2 separate regions of the Homo sapiens genome follow, and region 1 is linked to region 2. Evidence: read pairs that join two places in POLR2A ChIA-PET (ENCODE). Cell type or tissue: MCF 10A. All regions are shown on one strand. Each heading gives the region's core, and the rest is flanking DNA. Links, peaks and the distances in the headings are about the cores only. Region 1 holds the start of LOC124902448 (a long non-coding RNA gene). Region 2 has its middle 30 kb from the start of CDH23.

The links. Peaks named below come from ENCODE experiments on the same cell type or tissue, not always from the same donor. Only the 100,000 strongest peaks of a DNase experiment are listed, where the experiment ranks them.
Region 1: POLR2A ChIA-PET joins it to region 2 with 5 read pairs; 1 of 35 experiments calls an interaction of 5 or more read pairs at or near these places.

What each region holds. Positions count from the first base shown.
Region 1 is chr10:72,024,510-72,028,896 of GRCh38, forward strand. LOC124902448 (a long non-coding RNA gene) reads left to right here and starts at 2,802. Exons shown (of 2, transcript XR_007062187.1): 1 at 2,802-2,974; 2 at 3,951-4,387. In MCF 10A, for the core only: no CTCF peak of the experiment used is centred there; DNase peaks (open chromatin) are centred at 2,452 and 3,832.
Region 2 is chr10:71,364,876-71,369,262 of GRCh38, forward strand. It overlaps a transcript of SLC29A3 not described here. Among named protein-coding and RNA genes, the nearest start is that of CDH23, 30 kb to the right of the region's middle. In MCF 10A, for the core only: no CTCF peak of the experiment used is centred there; no DNase peak of the experiment used is centred there.

The sequences.
Region 1 (4,387 bases), core at 257-4,256, 660 kb after region 2:
TTTCTCCTCCGTGCCCTTTTCTGCAGAGAAGGCTTGGAAGAAACAGCCCAGCAAACACCAGTCTCCTGGCCCCAGAGCGAGACGTGGAAGTTTGCAGAAATGCATCACCAAATGTTTGATTTGGGAGGAGAGGAAGAGCAGAGCTCATACCGAGAGCAAAATAGGACAGAAAGGAGATTTTTCAGTAAGGGCTGAGGAGAGACCATCGTTCATCACTGGGGCCTCCTTGTTTCCTCACTTAGTTTCTTGACTTCAGTCCTGACCACCTCATTTGCTGTGGAACATCTGGCCCCAATATGGGGCTGATTTAATAAATCCAAGACATCTTCCTTTGCCCAGCAGACTTAGAAGAAGCCAAGGAGAAACCCTGTGGGGTTGCCAGCAAGGACCCATAGAGGCAAAGAGACAGACAGGAAAGAGGAGGATGGTGAATAACCAAGTGGGAACCGGGGCGCATCTGGCAGGTGAGCTGAGACCCATGTGTTCAGAAATCAAGATTATGGGCCAGACAGAGGCATGCCCATTGAAGCCAGCAGCAGCCTCCAGAAGCGACCACCTGCCCTTGGTTTCTATCCTTTCCTGTTGTTCCTCACTAGGCAGGAACTGGCTTTATGTAGGTCACAGATTTTCCAGATATGGGAGAACAGGATTTGGGACACCTTGTAGTTGTTACACACACACGCGCACGCGCGCACACATACACACGCCCCCTCCTCCCAGACTGGAGGGCAGAAGGGTCATGGAGCTTCAGCTAGAGTCCCTCCTCCTGTTGGTCTGGCCTGTAGGGATACTGTAGCCCCTCTGCCTGCGGATGTCTCATGACCCCAGACAAAGCAGAGTGACTGTGGCTGACGAGCATGTCGGAAGGGCTGACGGGAGCATCAGGTTGAAAATGAGAGAAAGAAGTGCATGAAAGAAGTTGTGATTCCTAGAAGTTCCCACTCCACCCACTTCCCACAACAACTCCACTACTCCAAATGAGAAATTAATTCCTTCAGGATCAGGGTTGCGAAGGAGGTGCCAAAACCTAAGAAAAAGGCTTTGTGTTTGCAGGGTGTGAACTTGGTTTAAGAGAAGCTAGCCATGACGCAGCTATGGGACGGGGTCCTGGACGTCTCAGCATTTCAGGAGAGTTAGCAAGGCTGCCCTGCGCGGGGGTGGGGTGGATCTCTTCTGTTACTGGTGTTGGAGATAGAACAGTGGTCAGGGACATTAATTGTGGCGATCGATTTTCCTTATTCTCACTTATGTATGTAGAAGAGATTCAATGAATGGTAAAGTCATTATACCCATTCCCCTACAGGGAGTAGAGAGAGACCAGCTTTCCTCATTCTGAACTCTGGCCCTCTACAGGGAAGAAAGAGTCCCCAAACTCAATACTAAACAAACCCAGTGGTTTTCAGCACCGGACACAAGTTAAAATCTCCCACTAGTTCTCACACTTTCCTGGGTATGCGACGCCCTGCTCCTGAAGGCCTTGTTAAAACACAGATCTCTGGACCCCACCCTAACAGCTTTGGATTCTGTTGTCAGGGTGGGGCCTGAGAGTTTGCACTTTAACAGGTGCCCTGGTGATGCTGATGCTGCTGGTCCCCGGGTCCAACTTTGAGAACCACCACCCCACCCCCGGTCCTCAGAGACTGATTTGGTTGGTTTGGAGTGGGGTTTCTTTGGCAGCTGTTGTTTAAAAGCACCCAGGGTATCCCAGAAGAGCCATGGTTCACACCATCAAGGCCAGTTATGGAGAATCTTCTACGAGAGCACATTATAAAAATAAGCACTTTCAGCAGGACGTGGACTCTAAAAAAAATAAATAACATAAAAGTAGAAATAAGCAGAAACATCCAGCTCTCAGTTAAGTACTTGCTAAGCTCCAGCTGCTTCAACCTCATCTAATTCCTGTTCCCTTTCCACATCCTGGTCTTAGCCCCTCTGCAGCTTTGCAGGAGCCGTCTCCACGTGGCCTGGCCTGGCTGAGCTCTGGGGCAGGAGCGCTTGGTGGCATCTCTTGGCTCTGAGTCTACAGTTTCCTTGACATCTTATTGCTCTGATTTTCTCTCAAGTGCCTCCCCTTCTTTCCTTTGTTCTGGGAGAAACATTCCCTCATCTTGTCTATGTGCAGAGATCCCCAATGACTTGCCTTCCTTACGACTGAGCAGATAGAAAGCGACTTGCCTTGGTCTGTGGAATAGCCGATATCCTATGACCCTTATCCCTCCGCCTGGCGAGACCCACATGGACATAAATCACAAGGATGCCAAGGCAAGACTGTGGACCCTGCCTCCAGCCGAGGCCTGGCAGAGGGGAGCTGTGGGCTTCCAGCCCCCTGTGGGAAGATTTACCAAACAAAGAGCAGATGCTTCAAACAATGACTTCATTGCAGACTGGGTCCCAGTACATTCAGGAAGGGAGTGGCCCATGGATGCTGGCCAATCCTACTCAGAGGAGCCTCAAAGAGAAACCAAGCAGGCAAGCCAGTGACCAAGCAGCCACGGTGAGGACTGGGGAGGAAGACATGCACATCTCACCTCTCCTGGGCCAGGCAATTATAGGCAATATCCTAATTAATCCTTATGACGGCCAGGCGCAGTGGCTCACGCCTGTAATCCCAGCACTTTGGGAGTCCAAGATGGGCAGATCAGGAGGTCAGGAGTTCGAGACCAGTCTGGTCAACATGGTGAAACCCCGTCTCTACTAAAAATATAAAACTTAGCCAGGCATGGTGGCAAGTGCCTGTAAGGAGAATTGCTTGAACCTGGGAGGCAGAGGTTGCAGTGAGCTGAGATCGTGCCACTGCACTCCAGCCTGGGCAACAGAGCAAGATCCCATCGCAAAAAAAAAAAATTAAAATTAAAAAAAATTAATCCTTATGATGCCACAGTAGACCTTGATCTGGAAGATGTGACTGCTGACCTATCCTGCCTCCTTGGGTCTGATACAAACAAGCCGAGTGGGAACTGGCAAAAGGGCACGGGTAAGCACTCATGTATGTGCATACAGGTGTGTGTGTGCCTGTGTGCATGTGTGTGTTGATTCCTACCCCTCAGTCTTCCCAGCCCCAGCGCACACAGATTCCATCTTCATTTTCTTAAATCTTCGTCTTTGCCCATAACCTCCCCCATGGAGCCTCCCAGCCTAATTGAAAAAAACAAAAAAAGAGAGAGAGAGAGAGAAATGTTGAACTGTTATATGATTCCCCTTATCTCAAATGGGAGGAAAATCGCTGGAAAGTTTTAAAGTCTAGGTGTCAATAGTCCTGTGAGTCATTTTACGACTGGGTTCGGGCAGCCCCGCAGCCAAGCCCTCTTGCCTCTCTGAATCTGTTTTACCATCTATAAAATGCAGTCAAGGGAGGTGGGGAGGGCTTCCAGTCAGGTTAGTTTCACATCCATGCTTTGAGGCCCTGTGGTCCCAGAAACAGCAATAAACGGGCAAAACATTAAAAGGGAAAATTTATTTTTTTAATTTTTTTAACGTATGTTTTTTGAGACAGAGTCTGACTCTGTGGCCCAGGCTGGAGTGCAGCGGTGTGATCTCGGCTCACTGCAACCTCTGCCTCTAAAAGGGAAAATTTAAAAGCACCCCGTCTATCAGAAAATAAAAGACACAGTCACACTCAAAATCATTTTAGACCTATTTGTGGTACAAAAATGGACCGAAACCCCAATGCTGTAAGGTGCCAGAGACCTGACCTCTTGGGGCTCTGGGTCAGCGTCAGCTGTCTAGGTTGGGTGCGGTGGCTCATGCCTGTAATCCCAGCACTTTGGGAGGCTAAGGTGGCAGGATCACTTGAGCCCAGGAGGTGGAGGCTGCAGTGAGTCATGATTGTATCATCTCACTCCAGCCTGGACGACAAAGCGAGAACCTGTCTCAAAAAAAAAAAAAAAAAGAAGAAGAAAAAGAAAGGTGTTTCTTTATTGTCTTATCGTCTTTCCTGGCATCTCTTACAGCTAGGTGTACCTATGTGACTAATGTCCAACCAATGGAAAGTAAGTGGAAGCGTTAGGTGCGATTTCATAAAGGGAGAGTGGTACTCTTTTTTGCTTCTTCCACCTCATGACAGCTCAAATGCAGACATAATGGCAAGACTCAAGCCGCCATATTGGAGTGTGGGGTAAAAGCCACTCACTGAGGACAGCAGAACTGGATAGACGTCTCCTGAGTCCTTGATAATTATGGAGGCACCACGCTAGCCTTGGACAGCCTATCTCTGGAATGTGTGTGAAGTTTGTGTTTCATAATGTTGCTGTAATTTTGGGTGCTCTATTACTCAAGAGTGAATCTAATCCTCGCTAAATCAGAGGTGTCACACGTCGTGCCACTACTCATTAATTTGGGGCATTAGATTTACTTTCAAATTGTTGTTATTCTAAATAGCATAACATGA
Region 2 (4,387 bases), core at 105-4,104:
CGGATGATTTGGGATGTTGGTCTAGCTGGTGACTCATCTCAACCACAAGTGTTTTAGAAATGAGCAGCATGGGCCGGGCATGGTGGTTCATGCCTGTAATCCCAGCACTTTGGGAGGCCGAGGCAGGCGGGCCACCTGAGGTCAGGAGTTCGAGACCAGCCTGACCAACATGTCGAAATCCCGTCTCTACTGAAAATACAAAAATTAGCCGGGCATGGTGGTGGGCACGCCTGTAATCCCAGCTACTCGGGAGGCTGAGTCAGGAGAATCACTTGAACCTGGGAGGTGGATGTTGCAGTGAGCTGAGACCATGCCATTGGACTCCAGCCTGGGCAAAAAGGGCAAAACTCCGTCTCAAAAAGAAAAAAAGAAAGAAAAAGAAAAAGAAATGGGCACCATGCCTGCCTTAAAGTAAACCAGCAGTCTCTGAGCTCAGAGATGGGGACCATCTTGGAGCGATCACCTTGCAGCTATTGGGGAAGGAGTAGTGGGGGTCTCTCATGCTCTGTTGTAGGGGAATGGGCTTTCAAAGAAGTGGAGGTGGCATCTCCATTAGAGAGATGATTTGCAGTTAGTGTGGAGCACAGGGGGAGTTGGGGGGCCAGCCATGGTGATGGCAGGGCATAGAGATGATAGACTAAGTTGCATCCACTTTGCCAGGGGAGGAGAGGCCGCTCTGTTGGGAGGGGCTGGCGGCTTGGCTGTTGGGGATCATCCAGGCTTTTGCTCACTCTGCTTGGTTACTCACCTTAGTGGGCACTTCACAGAGGGTCATTCCCTCCCAGGGAGGGAGGAAGGAAAATAAAAATCCATCTCCAGGCAGAAGGGTGGATGGGGGAGTTCAGACGTGCTTGTTCCCCCTCCGCCGTGAGAAGCAGTTCGTGGGCTTTGGCTGCTCTGGATCTCAAGTCTCATGTGAACCCAGCAGGCTTGGAACCAGCTCATATGTTTGGAGGGGTGAACAAAACTCACCAAAAAGGAGGGGAGTTTTCAATGAGGGAGGTAGAGGGGGTGCCTTGAGAGGTTGTCTTTATCTAAGAGTTCTCTGATTTAATTCCAAATGGCAGTTTTTAGGGCACCATACACATGTTCATTTTCCTTCTTTTTAATTTTTAATGTTTTGGTTTCTTTGAGACAAGGTCTCAGTTTGTCACCCAGGCTGGAGTGCAGTGGCATGATCACAGCTCACTGCAGCCTCGACCTCCTGGGCTCAAGCAATCCTCACACCTCAGCCTCCCTAGGAGCTAGGACCATGGGTGCCTGCCACCACACGTAGCTAATTTTTAAAAAATTTTTTATAGAGGCAGAGTCTCACCATGTTGCCTAGGCTGGTCTCTAACCACTCAAGCAAACACCGTGTTTGTGTTCTAGTGTTTTGTGAAAGGTAGAACTTGAGAGTGATGAAATCAGATGTTTGGCTGAGGACATTTCTATGCAATGTATTGAAAGTGTGGCTTGGCTCCTCCTGACTGCTTATAATAAAATGTGAGAGAGAAATGACTTAAATATGGAATGGTGAAGTGAAAAGGTGGGAGGACTCAAGCAATTCTCCCACCTCGGCCTCCCAAAGTGCTGGGATTACAGGCATGAGCCACCATGCCCAACCATTTTTCTCCTTTATTCAGTTAACAAAGCTACATGAGGGGACTCTTCAACCAGTGGGTGACAGGGATTTCTGAGAACATGCTTATTCCTACATGCATAGGAGCTGGGGGAAACTTCAACCAGGGGTGGTATTATGAGCAAAGACCCCTCATTCAGCTGCCTTCCACTCAGTGCTCCAGGGAGAAGACTTCGGCCTCTTCATCAGCTCGGAGGTGATGTGGGCGCTTAACTTCTGAGCCAGTGTCACGCTTTTATAGAGAACTCCACGTAGAAGAGGAGGCAAAGCCTGTTGACATATTTATAGTACATTCCAGTCGAATGTGAACTGAGAGCCCATGCATGTCTCCACTTGGTGGGCTTTCTGAGTGGGAGTACCTCGTGCCTATTCTACCATCGTCACTTCCTTGGTGGCAGCATTGTCAGTGCCAGTATGCCTCTGGGCCTGAGTCACTGTTGCTCTTCACCCACTCGCTGAGGCTGCCTGGTTCCCGGTCTAGCTTTGACTCCAGCAGGATCCTAGAAAGAATTTCTGCCCCACCATCAGGTAGAAGCTAGGACTAGTCAGGTAGCCATAGAGCTGGCTATTGGGAAAGGAGTAGTGGGGGTCTCTCATGCTGTGTTGTAGGGGAATGGCTTTCAAAGAAGTGGAGGAGGCATCTCTGTTAGAGAGATGATTTGCAGTTAGTGTGGAGCACAAGGGGAGGCGGGGGGCCAGCCGTGGTGATGGTAGAGCCTGGAGATGATAGACTAAGTTGCACCCAGTTCACCAGCCCCTGCTGCTGAGGTGACCCCTGCATGGCTCGCTGCTGACAAACCTGTCTTGGAACAGCAGGGTTGTGGGACATGAGACAGAGCTTTAGAGGTCAGGAAGTCTTGCTCCCAGCCCCACAAGGCACCATCTGTGTGAGTCAACCTTCCTGAGTCTCATTTCCTCATCTGTAAAATAGGGATAATAGTAAGTCCCAGAGCTGTGACCATCTGCTGTGCCACTAAGCCAGCCTTTCACCCCAGTCACACCCACTCCCCAGCCCACATAGGCAAGAGATGCACCAGGGGTCACAGCCTTTGCAGCAGGCAACTCAGGGCACAGTGCACACCCCCTACTGCCACCAGGTTTCTGCCACTCAGGAAGTCCAGGGCAGCCTCAGCCTGAGATGGCGAACTCAACTTCAGGCTTCCCTGGGCTTGACCCTGAAGGAGAGTGACAAAGGTAGCCATACTCTCTGCCCCTACAAGGTTCCAGCCAGCTGACCCATTGGCCCTGTGCTCTCTGCTAAGAACAGTTCCGGTGCTTGACTGGAAGTTAGAGGAGCTCCAGGGCCACAGCATAGGGCCAAGGAATTAACAGTCACAGGATTCAGACACTCAGACCGAGGTTGGAATGCTGTTTCTGCCACCTCCTAGCTGGGTCACTTTAGCCACGTCCTGCTGGTGCCCTTTTCTGATGTCTAAAATAAGCCGGCCAGGCATGGTGGCTCACACCTATAATCCCAGCACTTTGGGAGGCTAAGGCGGGAGAATCACTTGAGGCCAGGAGTTCAAGACCAGCCTGGACAACATAGTAAGACCCTGTCGCTACAAAAATATATATATACAAAAATTAGCCAGGCCTAGTGGTACATGCCTATAGTCCCAGCTACTCAAGAGGCTGAGGCAGGAGGATTGTTTGAGCCCAGGAGGTGGAGGTTACAGTGAGCTAGAATTGCACCACTGCACCCCAGCCTGGGCAACAGAGTATCTAGAGACTATGTCTCTAAAAAAAATAAAAAATAAAATGAGAAGCCTCTCAGGGCTGTAGAAAGGATTAAATAAGCCCTAATGTTGTATGCAAAGTATCTGGCATATGATAGATCCTCAACAAACTTGGTTTTCTTCCACTTTTTGCTGCTGCCTGGACAACTTGTTGCAATGCCAGCTGCTTCCCTATGGCAGGCTGTACCCTGTACCCAGTGCTCAATGGACTTGCCAGGCCCCTCGCCTGGCCCCCAGGCCTAGAACCTGACACTTGTTTGATGCTCAGGCCCCCTGTCTGGATCTCCCTGCCCAGGCATGCCTGACCTGGGGGCAGGACACACTGGGCACAAAGCTGGAAATCCAAGACCCCAGACCACTCACTTTGTCCTTTGGACAGGCTGTTTCATTTTTTTTTCTATGCCTCAGCTGGAAAATTGGGCACCCCACTACCCATTCTATCACTATCATGAATGCACAGCCATGAACAAAGATGCCCTTTAGAAACCAGTGTAGTTCCAACGGGGTTCCAAGAGCCTGGGCTCTGGAGCCATTCTGCCTAGGTTTGAGTCCTTACTACTTCCTGGCTGTGTGACTGAAGGTAAGTCCAATCCCCTCCTCCATTTTCTCATCTGAACACTAGGGGCGATTGTAGTACTGCTCTCATCTCTGGTTATGATGATATACTGGCAATGCACATAAAACATTTGGAATGGAGCCTAGTGCTACAGATGAATGTTTGTGTCCTCCCCAAATTCACATGTTCCAATCCTAACCCCCAACTTGATGGTATTAGGAGGTTGGATGTTTGGGAGGTGATTAGATCATGAGAGTAGAACCCTCATGAATGTGATTAGTAACCTTATAAAAGAGTCAACAGAGCTCCCTCACCCCTGTGCCGTGTGAGAACACAGTGAGAAGATGGCCCTCTGTCAACCAGGAAGCAGACCCTCAGCACACACCAAATCTGCTGCAACCTTGATCTTGGATCTTCCAGCCTCTAGAACTGTGAGGAATAAATTTCTATTGTATAGAAGCCACCCAGGCTATG